Regions from separate parts of the Homo sapiens genome. Here region 2 is linked to region 1. Evidence: chromatin contacts called from ENCODE Hi-C data. All regions are on one chromosome and are shown on one strand. The core of a region is the stretch at or near the end of the contact, and the rest is flanking DNA. Distances in the headings are between cores, read along the strand shown. Region 1 overlaps OXNAD1 (oxidoreductase NAD binding domain containing 1). Region 2 overlaps TBC1D5 (TBC1 domain family member 5).

What was found. A loop is a pair of places that touch in the nucleus more often than their neighbours do. Pooled maps may share reads with other maps.
Region 2: a loop to region 1 is called in a map with no recorded cell type, with 2.6 times the contacts of the local background. The contact joins two enhancer-like sites. A Hi-C loop is called at or near these places in 2 of 37 single-sample maps with no recorded cell type and 3 of 50 pooled maps.

What each region holds. Positions count from the first base shown.
Region 1 is chr3:16,288,298-16,293,055 of GRCh38, forward strand. All of the region lies in intron 5 of OXNAD1 (oxidoreductase NAD binding domain containing 1), which reads left to right. Among named protein-coding and RNA genes, the nearest start is that of OXNAD1, 25 kb to the left of the region's middle. Within about 2 kb of position 2,499, at least 7 of the 41 ENCODE cell types and tissues checked have a DNase peak (open chromatin) inside an H3K27ac peak, as active enhancers do.
Region 2 is chr3:17,396,886-17,401,643 of GRCh38, forward strand. The region is part of intron 8 of TBC1D5 (TBC1 domain family member 5); the gene reads right to left. Among named protein-coding and RNA genes, the nearest start is that of TBC1D5, 340 kb to the right of the region's middle. Within about 2 kb of position 2,291, at least 3 of the 41 ENCODE cell types and tissues checked have a DNase peak (open chromatin) inside an H3K27ac peak, as active enhancers do.

The DNA.
Region 1 (4,758 bases), core at 1,249-3,748:
AGGTAGGATTATCAGACTGGAGAGCTGCTAGAAATCAAGGAGAGGGTTGCTGTTGGGCTTATCTTTGGGGTAAGAGATTGGGCCGTGATTCCACATCTCTGAATTTTTGACCAGTGGCTTCCTCTGACACCTACCAAACTCTGAGAATGAGGTTCCAGGCACAACTCTAACTAAATAAATGAATGTTGTCTGTGACTAGCTGGAGCTTTGGCCACAGATCCCCATGTAGACACCTTCAGCATAGATCAGATATAGGCCTCAAGGGGCTCTTTTTGCACTACACTGTATTCTTACTGGGCCTTGCAGAGAGGGCTGGTTCCTGTAGCAATAAACCAGTTCCAAGAACTGTAGCAATCCAATCCCGAGAGAAAGGCCAAAGGCAGAACCACCTCAAAACATCTCTCACATGAGCAGGGTTGAACTTCTTGGTTCATCTTACTAGTAGGCCTACCACTTGCTAGCTCCTTGGTGAGGCCTGCCCTTGACCAGAATTCCTCCTCCCTTGGGGTGGAAAGCTTGGCACTCACTCTTGGGTCTGGAGCATGCCACCACTGGTCCTCACACAGTGTGCAGCTGCCCTGAGTTTCTAGATTCACATTTGGCTGTGGTGCTCACTGCCTGCCTCTGGCATTGGTTATGCTACTGTGGGTAGCAGTGTATTGTCGCCTAGTGCCCTGGAGACTGCTCAGCTCACATGCTTGCTTTCTACCAGCCAGCTCTGTGATGTGGTCAGTTTCCTTATTTGTCTGGGCTTCAGTTCTCATATCTTCAAAGAGGGAGCAGTAGTATTCCTACGTTTTGGGATATTTAAAGTGTTTAGCATAATGCCTACTGTTAACTTCATTTGTTTGATTTTAGCTTTTGTTATTGCTAATAAGTATTTCATTCAGTTAGATCATATGTGCTGATAAGGCCCAGGGGACAGATTCCAATTCTTATCTCCTTGGTCAGTTTCCCTGCACTGAAGCTGTTGATTGGAAGAGTGGCAGGCCAGGCAGGAGTGGGGGCTTATCACCACCATGTCACCACTGATGCCCCAGTCAGTACTCAATCCACACTTGGCTGGGTATAGCTTGCCTCCTGAGGGGAAGTAAGGCCAAAGCATTTTCACAGAGTGGAGGGAATTCCTGGTCCTAGTGTGTCTGACTTTCTACAAGATAACATAAGTTTAGATGCTAGAAAGCAACTTTGAGCCCTGCTGAGAGAAAGAGGACACCAAGAAGAAACACTGGAGGAGCAAGATTAGAGAAATAAGACTTTATACCTACCCTTGAGCAGGGCTGCCACACTGTAGATAGATAATATCCTTGCAACCTACACAAGCATGTGTGGCAGCCCTGATTCTCACAGGACTGCACATAACATAGCACTGTATTCCTTGGCATCTTTTTCAAACTGTGTCCTCCCCCATTACTCATCTGGTAAGCATTGTGTGTCTTTTAAGACTGTTTAAAGGGCATCTCTTCTGTGAAGTCTTTCTTAATTCCTGTACTCCTGGTAGAATTGACTCCTCCTTCCTCTGCCTTGCCTCGCTACGCTAAGCAGATTTTATCATTGCCCATTTAATTGTATGTATTTGTTAATTTTCCTCCTCTTAGAGTGGGTTCATTGAGGGCAGCAACTAAGACATATGTGCATCTTTGTACCTCCAGCAAGTACCACAGTGCCTGTATATGGTAGGCAGGTGCTCTCTTAGATGTTTGCATTAAGTGAATGAGTGAGGGGCTCTGAGAACTGTAGGCAAGGACTAAAGAGTTCTGGGATCTCATAGTATAGCTGCTGTGTGCTTGGCACTGGGGCTCCCTTTGTGGACAGGACCTGGCTGCCTGGTGTGTCATGGTTGGATGTGGACATCCACTGCTTCACCGCGCACCTAGGCTCCTTCTGCATACACTCACTCATTGGGTATATAGTAAGGGCTTTAACTCATGGCTCCAAGAGTGCTCATCCTGCAAAGGACATTTTTAAAGGTGTGTGTTTAAGGTATAATTCTTTCTTGGACAGATGTTTTATGAAATATGTATTGTGCATATTTTCTTAAATCCATTCAGATGAAGTTTTTATGTAACTTAAATTCTTCTGTATTTTTTAATGAAGGAGTCCTTTTTTTCCAAAGGTAGCTTTCCAGAGTTACTAGAGAAGAGGGTTGGTTCCCTTTCATTCAACTGAGAGAATGGCCTTCATCAGCATTGAGCAGCAGAGGGCACTGTAGTTCAGGAGATGAAGCAGCAAAAGTAGCTTATTAATGTATTTATTTTTTAAACATGGAAATAATGGAGATTTTTGTATACCTCCTCTGTGATAGCATATAGCAACTGTGTTAACAAATGCTAACGATAGTCTTTTAAATTTTTATCTTGTCAGAAATGAAAAGAAAGTTAAAGTACTCATGGAAAAGAGTCAAGTGAAAATAGGTTAAAGTTGGCCAAAGACCTTTTCTGGAGCACTTCCAATCCAGAACTGGTTTTTAAACACTTATAATAAATGACTGGAAATGTAAGGCCATAGACTGCAGGAGAATATTTTTTTAAGGTCATAGATCAGATTAGAGAACATCTTTTGCTTTTCTTTTAGGCCTGTATGTAGGTAAGCAACTGGGGAAGGATGATACTTTTTGCTCTTGTGATGGCTGTGAAACACCTAGATTGGATGTTTATGTTTCCCAGATATGGGGATGAGAATTTTTTGTGGTTCTGTGTTCCAATACATTTTTCTTGGTATGTGACTAGGTTTATTGCATTTCCTAGAATCCTCACCAAAAAAGGGTTTCTGTGGCATAGAATTATTGAAAGCTTGAAACCCAGGAGTTCTAGACTACAGGATGTGGTTAGAAGAAAAGAAGGAAACGTTAAGACTTGTGTAACTCAGAGGCCATATCGGCCTATTAAGTCTGTCAAATACTAGTGGGAGAGTTTTTGTTGCTTTTCTTGACCCTTTTTTCATACTTTTTAAAACTTAAAAAGACTGTTATGTTGAGATATATTCATATAAAATTCAAACATTTAAAGTGTACAATTCAGAGGTTTTAGTATATTAACAGAGTTGTGCAGCTATCAGCACAATCACATTTAGAACATTTTTATCCCAGAAAGAAACTCTGTAATGATTCTTATTCATTCCCTATCCTCCTGCCCGGCTTAGATGACCACTAATCTATTTTGTCTCTATGGATTTGTCTCTTATAGACATTTTATACCAGCAGAATCATACAATACAGTGTGTGGTCTTTTTGTGATTGGCTTCTTTCACTTAACATGATTTCAGGGTTCATCTATGTTGTAGCCTGTATCAGTACTTCATTCCATTGTATGGATATGCCACATTTTGTTTATATCTTCATTAGCTGATGGACATTTACATTGTTTCCACTTTGGGGCTATTGTGAATAATGCTGCCATGAACATTCATGTACAAGTTTTTGAGTGAACATACAGTTTCACCTGTCTTAGGTCTAAACCTAGGCATGGAATTGTTGGGTCATATGCTAACTAACTAACATTTTCAGGCACTATTAAATTGTTTTCTAGAGTGGCTGTGCCATTTTACATTCCCACCAGCAATGTATAAATGTTCCAATTTCTCCAGACCCTAACACTATTGTTTGTCTCTTTGATTATAGCCATCCACGTGGGTGTGAACTGCCAGCTCATTATGATTTTGACTTACATTGCCCTAATGACTATTGATGTTGAACATCTCTTCATGTGCTTATTAGCCATTTATATGTCTTCTTTGAAGAAATATTAATTTAAAGTATTTTGTCAGTTTTTTATTTGGTTGTCTCTTTATTACTGAGTTGTAAGAGTTCTTTATATAATCTGAATACAAGAACCTTAATATTAATAGATATATTATTTAAAAATATTTTTCCCATTATGTAGATTGTCTTCTTAACTTTTTTTTTTTTTTTTTGAAATGGAGTCTCACTCTGTCGCCCAGGCTGGAGCGCAGTGGCACGATCTCGATTCAGTGCTACCTCTGCTCCTGGGTTCGAGTGATTCTCCTACCTCAGCCTCCCAAGTAGCTGGGACTACAGGTGCATCTGCCACCATGCCCAGCTAATTTTTTTATTTTTAGTAGATACGGGGTTTTACCATGTTGGCCAAGCTGGTCTCGAACTCCTGACCTCAGGTGATCCACCCACCTCGGCCTCCCAAAGTGCTGGGATTTGTATAGGCATGAGCCACTGTGCCTGGCCCTGACTTTCTTGATGATAACATTTGTAGCACAGAGTTTTAAATTTTGATGAAATCTGTTTCTCTATTTTTTTTCCAACCCTTTTGGTTTGGGGTCATATCTAAGAAGCCATTGCCATGAAGTCTTACTCCTGTGTTTTATTCTAAGAGTTTATAATTTTAGCTCTTACATTTAAGTTTCTGCTCTGTTTTGACTTAATTTTTGTATATGTTGTGAAATAGGGGTCCAAATTCATTCTTTGTATGTGGTTATTCAGTTCTCCCAGTGCCACTGTTGAGTAGACTGTTCTTTTGCCATTAAATTGCTTTGGCAGCCTTGTCTAAAATCAATTCACCATGAATTTAAGGCTTTATTTCTGGACATTCCGTTCTTTTCCATTGATCTACATGTCTGTCCTTATGTCAGTACAACAGCATTTTCATTACTGTAGCTTTGTAGTAACTTTTGAAATCAGGACCTGTGAGTCCTACAAATGTAAACTTCTTTTTCAAGATTGTTTTGATGATTATGGGTTCCTCAAATTTCCATATGAATTTTATGATCAACTTGTCAATTTCTACA
Region 2 (4,758 bases), core at 1,041-3,540, 1.1 Mb after region 1:
TTCCAATTTTAATATTTGTGCTGCTGGGGCGAGCATAATAATGAATTATCTATACAGCACTGTCCAAAGAACTTTCTGTAAGAATGGAAGTATCCTCTGTAAGAGTTGTCCAGTACAGTATATACAGTAGCCATTATCAGCTATAGCTACTGTGATGACTAAAATTTTTAATTTTATTTAAATTTATATTTAAACAGCCACATATGCCTGGTATCTACCAAACAGTACAGCACATATCTATAATTTTTAAAAAAGAATTTAAAGAATTTTTTTTTACTTCCCTACCTGCTCCTTTTCTCTTGCAAGCAATTATTAATGAATCCAGAAAATATCAAATAAGGTGTGTTTTAATTGAGGAGACAAAGTTTGCTTGCAAAATATCAAATTATAAGACTTAAAAAACTGAGAAGACAAAATTTGCTTAAATAGATTATGTTTGAAGCATGGCATACATATACACTATAAACAAAAGGAAACATTAAGATGAGAAAGTTACTTTTTTTTAAGACAGGATCTCACTCTTTTACCCAGGCTGGAGTGCACTGGCATGACCACAGCTTACTGCAGTCTCAACCTCCTGGGATCAAGAGATCCCCCAACTGCAGCCTGCCAAGTAGATGGGACTACAGGTGTGTGCCACCATGTCTGGCTAATGGCTAATTTCTGTGTTTTCTGTGGAGACGGTTTTGCCATGTTGCCCAGGCTGGTCTCAAATTCCTGGGCTCAAGTGATCCTCCTGCCTTGGCCTCCCAGAGTGCTGGGATTGAAGGCATGAGCCAACACACCTGGCCCAAGAAAGCTGCATCTTTAAAAACTCACCATGGAGATACAAGTAAGAAAAAGAATAATTAAATTATGAATGAGCTACCTAAAATGTTAACTACAATAACTAGAAATACAAAAGATCAAATATTGAAGATGATAACAGCATATCAATAGGCAATCAGATAAACTTTTAAATATGGTCAAAGTTACAATTATAAAAGTCAGTTAAAGAAATTTAATCATTTAATTCAAGAGAGGGAAAACACATTTGAAGAAAAGATGAGACTATTTGGCAATAGCTTATAAATATGTTAATCTGCAAATGATGTTATAGATGCTGCATATATATTTTTAGAATAGACCTTGATAGACCAAATAACATACTTCTTTGGCATCTAATATGGAAATGATATTTTATCGTGAACTCACTATTTCCACCATTTTAAATAATACTGAATTTCTTTTAATGTTACAGCTTTTGAAACATGGCAACATTTGTTCAGAATAGACAATTCAAGTTCTAAATTAGAATGCTGTAAATGGAAATTCCTTGATTTACCTTTTGATTATCAGTTTTTTCAGTAATAAAAATGGGAATAGTAACAACCTCATTAGGTTAAGATAAAGAACAATTAATTGAAATGATTGCAAAACGCTTTGAGGCAAAAAAGGGTGACATAAAGGAATATTAAAATTGGCTGAAGAGGAAGATAATATTTAATACAGTGACGTATCCAGATCAAATAAATTAAATAATGATGGCAGAATCACAGCTCATGAAATCAAATTATCTTGTTTAAACTCATACTAGAAAGTTGATAATATTATTTTTTGAAGTGTGCTTATGTCTGTGAAAATTTAAAGATGTTTGAGATAATTACTAAAATTGAACAACACTGATCATCAGTGATAAGATTCACAATCAATGATCATTTATTAAGCATCAACTTGGTGATAACCAGTGAGACAAAAACAAGACTAGGTCCATGCCTTCAAAGGGTTTACTACTAGGTTTGAAAGGTAAGATCTGGGCTAACACAAGAGCTCTTGTACATACTGCTTCTCTTAATGACACCAATAATCCTGCATTGTAATTTTTTTTTCCTGTTTTCTCTGTAAGCTTCTTAAGGGTCCATATCACATTTATCTTGGCATCTCTAGTGCCTGGTACACTAAGGAGATCAATATAAATGTATTGAATACACTGACAGATGGACCTAAATAAATAAAAGACCAAACAAAATTAAATAATATTAAAAAGTTATTAAGAAAATTCTATAGAACACAGACTAGGCACAAATGATTTCCAATTGCCAAGACTGGAAAATGTTTCATAAACTTGGGTGATGAACTCAGGCCTTGAATGGTTAGCTGTTAGGAATCTAACAGGAAGCAGAGGGAAGCAGCATTCCAGCAGAGGAGAGCATGAAAGATTCCAAAACATTGAAAATGGAAAGCACAAAACCTGTTCATTGAATAATGCCAGAAGCACTTGTCTAAAAGGGAACTGGGTATGTATTAGAGAAACTGAGTAAGTCCATTCTTCTTCAGGGCACAGGGAGTCATAGAAAGTTCTGGATTAGGCAAATAGAGTGATTATAAATCTGCTTTGAGTAGAGTGATTAGGCTGTTAACACATGGAATGGACTGGAAGTGGAAAAACACTAGATCCCAAGAAAACAATTAAACAAGTAAGTGACTGTGGGCAGGAGGTAAAAAGGATCTGAAACAGAGCAGTAAAAACGGAACAGAAACTTATGAATGTGAGAAAACTACACATAATGATCCCCTAATTTGTATTTTGAAACATAAAATACATATCCCCAACCCATCTACCTACTCCTGTCTTTATTACTACATTTTTAGTCTAATAAATCGCTAACATTACCTAACTTGAAATACTCCAATAGACTCCTAGTTGCTTTTCCAGCTTCCATTCTTACATCCACCTTTGCCCCACTGCACAGCAGCCATAATTATCTTTGTAGGTATCATGCCACTGCTCAATGTCCTCCAAAAGCTTCCTATTGCAATCAGAATAAATCTTTACTTTTTACTGTGGTCTACAAGACTGTCCTGGCCTTTGCTCTCCTCTCAGATTTCCTTCTCTAAAGCACTTGCTCTAGCCGAACTGACTTCTTTTTGCTCCTCTAAACACTGAGCTCATTTTCATTGAGAAACTAACCTTGCCCTAGCTACTCCCTCTGTCTACATGTTCTTGCCCTAGTTCTTCAGATGTCTGGCCTTTAAATTTTTTCACATCTCAGCTCAAATGTCATCTTCTCAAAGATGTCTTCTCCAATCACTATTCCTAAAGTAGCCATCCCACTGGCTACTCTCCTTCTAGCTATCTAGTTACTCTGCCTTATTTCTTCAGAAAAATGATCACCCTCTGTAATTATTCTCTTTATCTATACATGCTTACTGTCTCACCACTCTCCCCGACACCACACTAAAATATACAACCTGTGATGGCAGCATCCTATCTGTGTTATTCACCACTCCACTCTGTCCCCCACAGTGCAAAGGGCAATTATGGAACATAGCGATGCTCCATAAATATACATTTTTTCAAAAATTCTTATCACAAAGCTAGAAAACAAGTAACACTTTATAACCTTATCTGGGCTGTACTTCTTTTATATTATTAGGAAATTCCTCATAGACTGAAATGAAAATCATATATTTTAGATCATATAGTACCTTATAAAGATGTAAACTAAATTTATACAAGCTATTCAGCTTTTACAATTAAATAATTTGGTGGACTTAAAATAAGACTAACCGCCTTACCTCACAAGCTAAGTATTTGCCAGAAAATTTATATAGAAATGACAAGGAGACTTAATCTAAATGTGGAGAGAGCCATGGGAGAGTCTTCAAGAGAATAAGATATGGAACCCTCCTGTGATGGTTAATATTGAGTGTCAACTTGATTGGACTGAGGGATGCAAAGTATTGTTCCTGGGTGTGTCTGTGAGGGTGTTGCCAAAGGAGATTAAAATTTGAGTCAGTGGACTCAGAGAGGCAGCCCCATCCTCACTCTGGATGGGCACCATCTAATCAGCTGCCAGTGTGGCTAGAATAAAGCAGGCAGAAGAAGGTGGAAAGAGCAGGCTTGCTGAATCTTCCAGCCTTCATCTTTCTCCCACGGTGGATGCTTCCTGCCCTCGAACATCAGACTCCAAGTTCTTCAGGTTTTGGACTCTTGGACTTACACCAGCAGTTTGCCAGGGGCTCTTGGGGCCTTCAGCCATAGACTGAAGGCTGCACTGTCGGCTTCCCTACTTTTAAGGTGTTGGGACTCGGACTGGCTTCCTTGCTTGTCAGCTTGCAGATGGCCTATTGTGGGACTTCACCATGATCATGTGAGTCAATACTCCTTAATAAACTCCCCTTTATATATACATCTTTCCTAACAGTTCTGTCCCTCTAGAGAACGCTAATACATTTCCCTACTATTCTATCAACTATAGGGCCTCCTAGCTACCTTCTTTGGGTCACTGGTTTGCCATTTTAATTAAAATCAACTAGTAGAGATACATTTTAAGAAAAACACTGTATGTGTGTGTACATACACACACACACATGTATGTGTATAATATACATATATATGTATGTGTATAATACACATATATATGTATGTGTATAATACACATATATATGTATGTGTATAATATACATATATGTATAATATACATATATATGTATGTGTATAATATACATATGTATATGTATATGTATATGTATATATGTATCTGTGTATATATCTTGCATTTTTGTAAGAAAAAAACAGAAAATATAGAAGTTTTCAAGAACTAACACTTTCTTACATAACAAAGCAGAAATGTTCGAACTACGTAACTAAAATGATGAAAAAATTCCCAGTATCACTGCCTGTTTGGTGTGGCTATCAGAGGTTTATTTTCCCCCTTTCTTGTTTGCTATTTCTTTAAGTCAATCTGGCCCCCATGGCCTCTGACTCTGTGACTC